2 separate regions of the Homo sapiens genome follow, and region 1 is linked to region 2. A link is a loop called in an ENCODE intact Hi-C map of the cell type or tissue named here. Cell type or tissue: ascending aorta. All regions are shown on one strand. Each heading gives the region's core, and the rest is flanking DNA. Links, peaks and the distances in the headings are about the cores only. Region 1 overlaps PRDM16 (PR/SET domain 16). Region 2 overlaps PRDM16 (PR/SET domain 16).

Region 1 (2,895 bases), core at 212-2,711, 150 kb after region 2:
TAAAAAGTGCCCCTAATGCCCCATTGAGCCCCTGATCGCTCATTTCCCAGCTATATAATTAGCACATAAAGAACTCTCTCCTCCGAATTAAACGGCAGTAATTGGGTTTTTTAAAAAAACTAATTTAAATCCTAAACCCTTTGAAAAAAAATTGTCATTGTTTACATATTAAACGGACTAGCATTTTAAGTATTATGGGGCTAATTTAACAGGCTTATCTAGGACATAGGCCCAGGAGGGAGGAGGAGGAAGGCAGTGGAGGGGAAGCAGGCGGGTCCCAGGAGAGCTGCCTGGAGACCCCAGGGCAGCGTCACTGCAGGACGCAGCCTGGGCCACGGCCTCCCCTGTGAGGTTTGCGGGGCCTGGAGCTGCGGCCTGCACCACACCATCACCTCAGCCTCAAATGGGGATGCCTCAGCTTATCACCATGCAGCGGACAGACCAGAGGCGTGACCAACCCTCGCTTTTCCAATGGCATGCAAAAATTTTGCTCATGGTTGCTAGAACTGTCATTATTTTTATTATTATTTTTTCTGCAGTACAGGCATAAAGAAGTATAAGAGTTTTAATTATGTCCACTTGATTTTTTTTAACTTTCTGGCTAAAAAATCCTTTGAAGTAAAACCCAGCAAGAAATGGGTCACAGCTCTGTGAATGGAACTACAAAATGTGAGCGAAAGCCATTTTGATAGGAACCTTGAGAAATGGACAGCCGCCTCACATTCCTTCACAGGAAGAATTAAAGGTTATAAAGCGTCCAGTCCCCCTAACTCAAACACAGAAACATAACAATTTTACAAAATAAACCTTTTTCTAACTTGAAGAAAACAGCTCCAAAGTTTTTCTCAAAGGCAAAATAAATGCAGACAACTGGACAATGACGAGAAATGTCTGAGAGAGAGAGAGGGAGTCTTGCTTTTCTGTGAGTTTAAGTATTTGATATGGATCATCAGGATGATGAAAAAAACGAAAACAACCAAAAACTGTGGCTGCGGCACAGCTCGGAGGAAGCCAAGGGCAGAGCCAGCCACACACCATGGCGTGGCCAGAAGACAAGGGCAGGGGCCTCCCTGCAGGACCCGGTTCAAGCGTCCCTCCCGCGGTCTGCACGTCAGGATAAACACGGACGGGTCAGGTTCTCCTCCACCCCACAAACTCAGAAGGTGCTGGAACACACCTAACCTGAACAGGGCACAACCTGCAGAAGGAAGCGGCTGCGTTCTAGCCCTGAGCATAGAGCAAGGGCTGGTGGGTCTGACGCTGTGAAACCCAGAACCGTGTGCCGGCAGCAGAAAAGATAAAAAATTAAAAAAAAAAAACAGCCCCCCCACCGCCCCCGCACCAAGGAAAAGGCCATGCAGCTCACGGGGGAAAAGGGCGACAGTATTTGAGGGAATGGAGGTGACATCCGTCTGTAATGGGCTCTTGAAAATTAAGAAACTGAAGACAAACGTCCCCAAAGAGAAGGCGGCGAGTTACAGAAAGCGCAGAGCTGTGCGTGGGGCGCATGAAGCATCAGCCCTCCCCTGAAGTCCAGCAGTGTGAATTAAAATTGCACTGATGTTTCAGCGAGGAAACCTATAGACAGGGGGCAGCCCTGGGCTGCTGGGCGGGCCCTGGAGACGGCCTCTGGGGCCAACTAGGTCTCCACATGTTTCCAAAGCCCCATGGCCGCAGGAAGGGCCCACCTCTCGGCTGCCTTTGCTCCTTATCCTGGCCTCCCCAGGGCTGGTGTTGTGTTTGGTTTGGGTTTGTAGTTTGCAAAGGACACACTGGGATATGGGGCACAGTGGTGCGCTTAGACCACAGCCCTGGAGCCCCCAGCTTCTCCCCAGAACCCCACGGTCCACATCGCCTGCCCGGGGGTCCTAGGAACCCCTCTGGCAGTCGGCCTCCAGGTCTGGCTGGTCCTGCACAGGACAGGGACAGAGGGCTCTGCTGGCTTCTCACCAAGACCCAAGACTTCCTCACTAGCTGTCCCCAAGCCCCTGACCCTGGACACTGAGCACGCAGCCCAGGACCTGTTGGGGGAGCAGGAGTCTGCCCAGGGGGTCTCCACCTCCCTCTGGGGTGCTTGGGCCTCACTGTCCCAGAACAAGCCGCCTGCACTGCCCTCCCAGCCCAGCTGGTCGCCTTGGCCCATCAACGCTTTTGGATGCCCTCAGTGGATACAAATGGCTGAGACCCTGCTGGGGCCCTGGGAAGAGGGAAAGCAAAAGCGGGAAGTAGGAGAGAGAGAGACTGAGAGAGGAGAGAAAATCAGACAGAGAGAGACAGAGAGGGGGAAAGAGAATCAGACAGGCTCCTGTTGGGAGCAGAGAAATTCTTTCCTTGGAAAAAGGGGTTCTGAAACCCCAATTCTCTTTTCTCTTCCAGGGATTTCTGCTCCGTACAGGGTCTGGGCAGTGCTAGAGGAGGACCTTGCCCCTACCTGTGGCACTGAGGGCCCTTGGGCTCTCCCACGTAACTGCGGAGGACCTGGGAGAACCTGCTTCAAGGGCCCCGGGTCCCCATCCCGTCCTGACCCTCAGCTTCAAGCACCCAGCAGGGAGGGTCTGCCCCGGCTCCTTTCCCAGGTGCCCTCAGCAGCCCTGGACGACACCCCTGTGGTTCAGCCAGTGTTGTGAGTGCACAGGCCACACACACACACACATGCACACACAGACACATGCACACCAGGAAGGATACACACACTCACAAGCACACACCAGGCAGGACACACACACACGTGCACACGCACCCACACACTCACCCACGTGCGCACACACACACAACCAGGCAGGACACACACCCACACACACACCAGGCAGGACACTGACACGCACACACCAGGCAGGACACACACACACATGTACACACCCACACACACGCACCCACATGCACATACCAGCCAAG
Region 2 (2,895 bases), core at 124-2,623:
GTGTGTGCGCGCGTGTGTGTGTGCATGTGGGTGAACAAGGGCTACTTCCCCTGCTCCGGGAGCTCTGTGGATTCATCTGGGGTCAATGCCTCGTTGTGCCCAGTCCCCGACCTTTGAGACATTTTCACTGACCCTGTCCCTGGACAACGTCCCAGGGGCTTCAGCGGATTCACAACATAAACCCATTTTTCCTCCCAGAAAAGGAGAGGGTCGGGGCCAGCCTGGGGCTTTCCTGTACTGGGATCCTGTCTTCACAGAGGCACCCAGAGACCCTGTGGTGAGGAGAGGCCTGAGCAAGTGCGCCCCATGGCAGGGTAGGGCCCTGGTGGCCTGGGCTTGGGGGTTCCCTGCAGCCTTCCCGGCTGACGTGCCTCCTGGCCTCTGAGGTGGGCATGGTGGATGCCAGTGCGCCACAGGGAGAGTGAAGCGTGTGACAGACGATGCCATCCCCGGGTGGCGCAGCAGCCAGGACTCGACTGTTTGCAAGATCCAGCCGTGCACAGAGAGGCATGGGGCCGGCCACGTCCACTAGTCTCACTCAGCCCTGAGCACAGGCCCAGCCTCTCCCGAAGCCTCCTCCTGGCCTGGCTCTTGTCTGTCTGCTGGTCATTGTGCAGAGACCACAGGCAGCAGGTGACGAATGGCTGGTGTCAAGTCCTGTCATGCCAACGGGGTCCTGGGGGAAATGCAAGAGGCTCTGAAACCAGCTTTATTACCAACCTGTGGCCACCGAGATGATCAATCAAACGGATTGGTGATGGCAAACACCACGGGGACGAGAGGCAGACGCTGCCCGGGGTCGTGATGGGGGATGGGGAGAAGATGGCGGAGGAAGTGCTGAACTTGACCAAGCCCAGCCCCCTTTAGGGCTCGCTCTCTTTCCATCACTAGGTTGGCCTCAGGGTCCAGGCCGAGGCGGCCCAGGCAACAGGAGATGTCAGACGGGGCAAAGGGGTGATTTACAAGGCGGCTGGCGCTGTTCTCCAGGGAGAAAGGGGAAACCGTGAGGAAACAGGCACCCCTCGCTGGCTCTGTTCACGGCACCCCTCGCTGGCTCTGTTCACGGCACCTCGAGCTGGCTGGGGCCGACGAGCTGAACATGCTGCCAAGGCCCTGCAGCTTCCCTGGGATGTGAACCCTGGGCTTCCTCTAGGCCATGGGCTGGGACAGCTCGGGGTCAGACACCGGCGGAGTTAGGGCCGTGGGGCCTTCCTGCGGGCGGGTCCGGGTCGCTGGCCAGTCTTCATGCAGCTGACTTCATGTAGGTATGAGAGGCTCCCACAGCAGAGGCAGCTCAGGGCCGGGCACGAGCAGAGTCCACGCTCCCCTCCTGAGCTCCCAGAGGTTCAGGGGTGCTTTCCATCCTGGGATGGACCCACAGAGCCCCTCAAGAGGCCTGGTCGCTGCTGGAGTCTGCGGTGCTGAGACCAGGACTCCCACCGCGGGCCCAATGGCAGGCCTGGCGAGGATGGCGGGGGCCGGGGGGCTGCCCAGGGCAGGATGAATCAGACCTCTCTTGGGAAGTGACTCCCGCACAAGGACATTTTAGTCAGACATAATTGCAAGGAAAAATAAACCTGCCTTAACAGAAAACAGCTTTCCAGTTGGTTTCTCCCCCCTTGAAGCCCTTTCAACTCCAGGTTTTGGCAAGTCCTGGCTGTGGGTAATTGTCAACACGACGTGGTGTCCGGAGACCAAAGCCGGCAGAGCGGAAATGGCACCCACGGCGTGAGAGAGACCGGGGAGGCCGCAGCAGGCACGCGTGTGCTGGAGTGCACAGACCCACAGGGCGCAGCTGGGTCACAGAGAAAGGGAAACATGGTCTTGGCCGCAATGTGAATGGCTTGGGAGGGCATCTTCAGACGCTGGCCCCACGAGAAGAGACTAGGGCCTGGCTGGGTGCCACCCACTTCCACGCTGGATGTGCACGGCTCTCCCCAGTTTGGAATGACTCCCCTCCCGCCCCCCTGGCTCTCACTGGTGGTTCTCACGTCACCCTCAGCAAAAGGTCACCTAAAGTCCAGGAGGAAGGTCCCTTTGAGCCCTGCCCGGTCTCTCCTGGAGGGGACCGGATGGAGTTCTTGAGGGAACTGGAGCACTGGGCAGGACCGGCTCTGGCGTTTGGTTCGAGCACTGTGCCCAAAACTGCCCCCACCGAGGAGTGCTGCCTGCACCAGGACAGGGTGACCCGTCCTGAACCCCCCCACCTCGGGGCATGCCGAGTGCCTGACAACTGTTTGTCCGGAAGTCCTGGTAGCCAGGTCCCCCAGGCCCTCCTTCTCCTTGCCCTTTCATCTTGGGGGTGTCCTGCAGCGGGGTAGGGGTGGGCAGAGGGGCCAGGGAGAGACAGGCAGGCAGGAAGGAGCGAAGGCTGGGTTGGCCTGTGTCTATGGGACGGGGTGCCCCCACTTTTTCATTCCCGATATCCGGTTGATCCTTTCCGGGAACTTGTTACGTACAAGGTCTGTCAAGCCCATGGCTGACAGGCCGATGTTACTCACTTGGCTGGATTCTGGCAAACTCAGGTTCATTTACCAGGCAAAATTAATGAGAAAGGAAAGACTTATATGATGAGATAGTAATTTATGACTTCCACTGGGCCCGCCTCCTGCTCCCAGTGCCTGGCGGCACATTTCACCTAAGCGTCCAGAATGGCTCTGCCAGGCGCACCTGGGAGCCAGCCAGATCCGTGCTCCTGCTGGGCTGGGGGATGCTCAGAGTCCAACCTTGCTGTCGGTACATGGCAAGCATTCACAACACCCTTCTCAAATCTCGAGCAAGTTCCCAGCATATCTGTGCATCCTGCATCCCCAGAGCAAGAACGCCTTGAGCAGGTGCCATGTGTCCAAAGCCGGCTGTCTCAGGACCCGGGACCCACACCCTAACATGCCTCCT

Evidence for each region. Peaks named below come from ENCODE experiments on the same cell type or tissue, not always from the same donor. Only the 100,000 strongest peaks of a DNase experiment are listed, where the experiment ranks them.
Region 1: a loop joins it to region 2, with 1.9 times the contacts of the local background. A loop is called at or near these places in 2 of 110 quality-filtered maps.

The regions. Positions count from the first base shown.
Region 1 is chr1:3,129,222-3,132,116 of GRCh38, reverse strand. All of the region lies in intron 1 of PRDM16 (PR/SET domain 16), which reads right to left. Among named protein-coding and RNA genes, the nearest start is that of MIR4251, 2.7 kb to the right of the region's middle. In ascending aorta, for the core only: a CTCF peak has its summit at 1,581; no DNase peak of the experiment used is centred there; H3K4me3 peaks cover 115 bases; H3K27ac peaks cover 2,268 bases.
Region 2 is chr1:3,274,846-3,277,740 of GRCh38, reverse strand. The region is part of intron 3 of PRDM16 (PR/SET domain 16); the gene reads right to left. LOC124903828 (collagen alpha-5(IV) chain-like) reads right to left here. Exons shown (of 2, transcript XM_047436627.1): 1 at 1-2,895. Among named protein-coding and RNA genes, the nearest start is that of MIR4251, 150 kb to the right of the region's middle. RefSeq lists enhancers at 1,288-2,487, 2,877-2,895. In ascending aorta, for the core only: no CTCF peak of the experiment used is centred there; DNase peaks (open chromatin) are centred at 1,600 and 1,990; H3K4me3 peaks cover 1,404 bases; H3K27ac peaks cover 2,500 bases.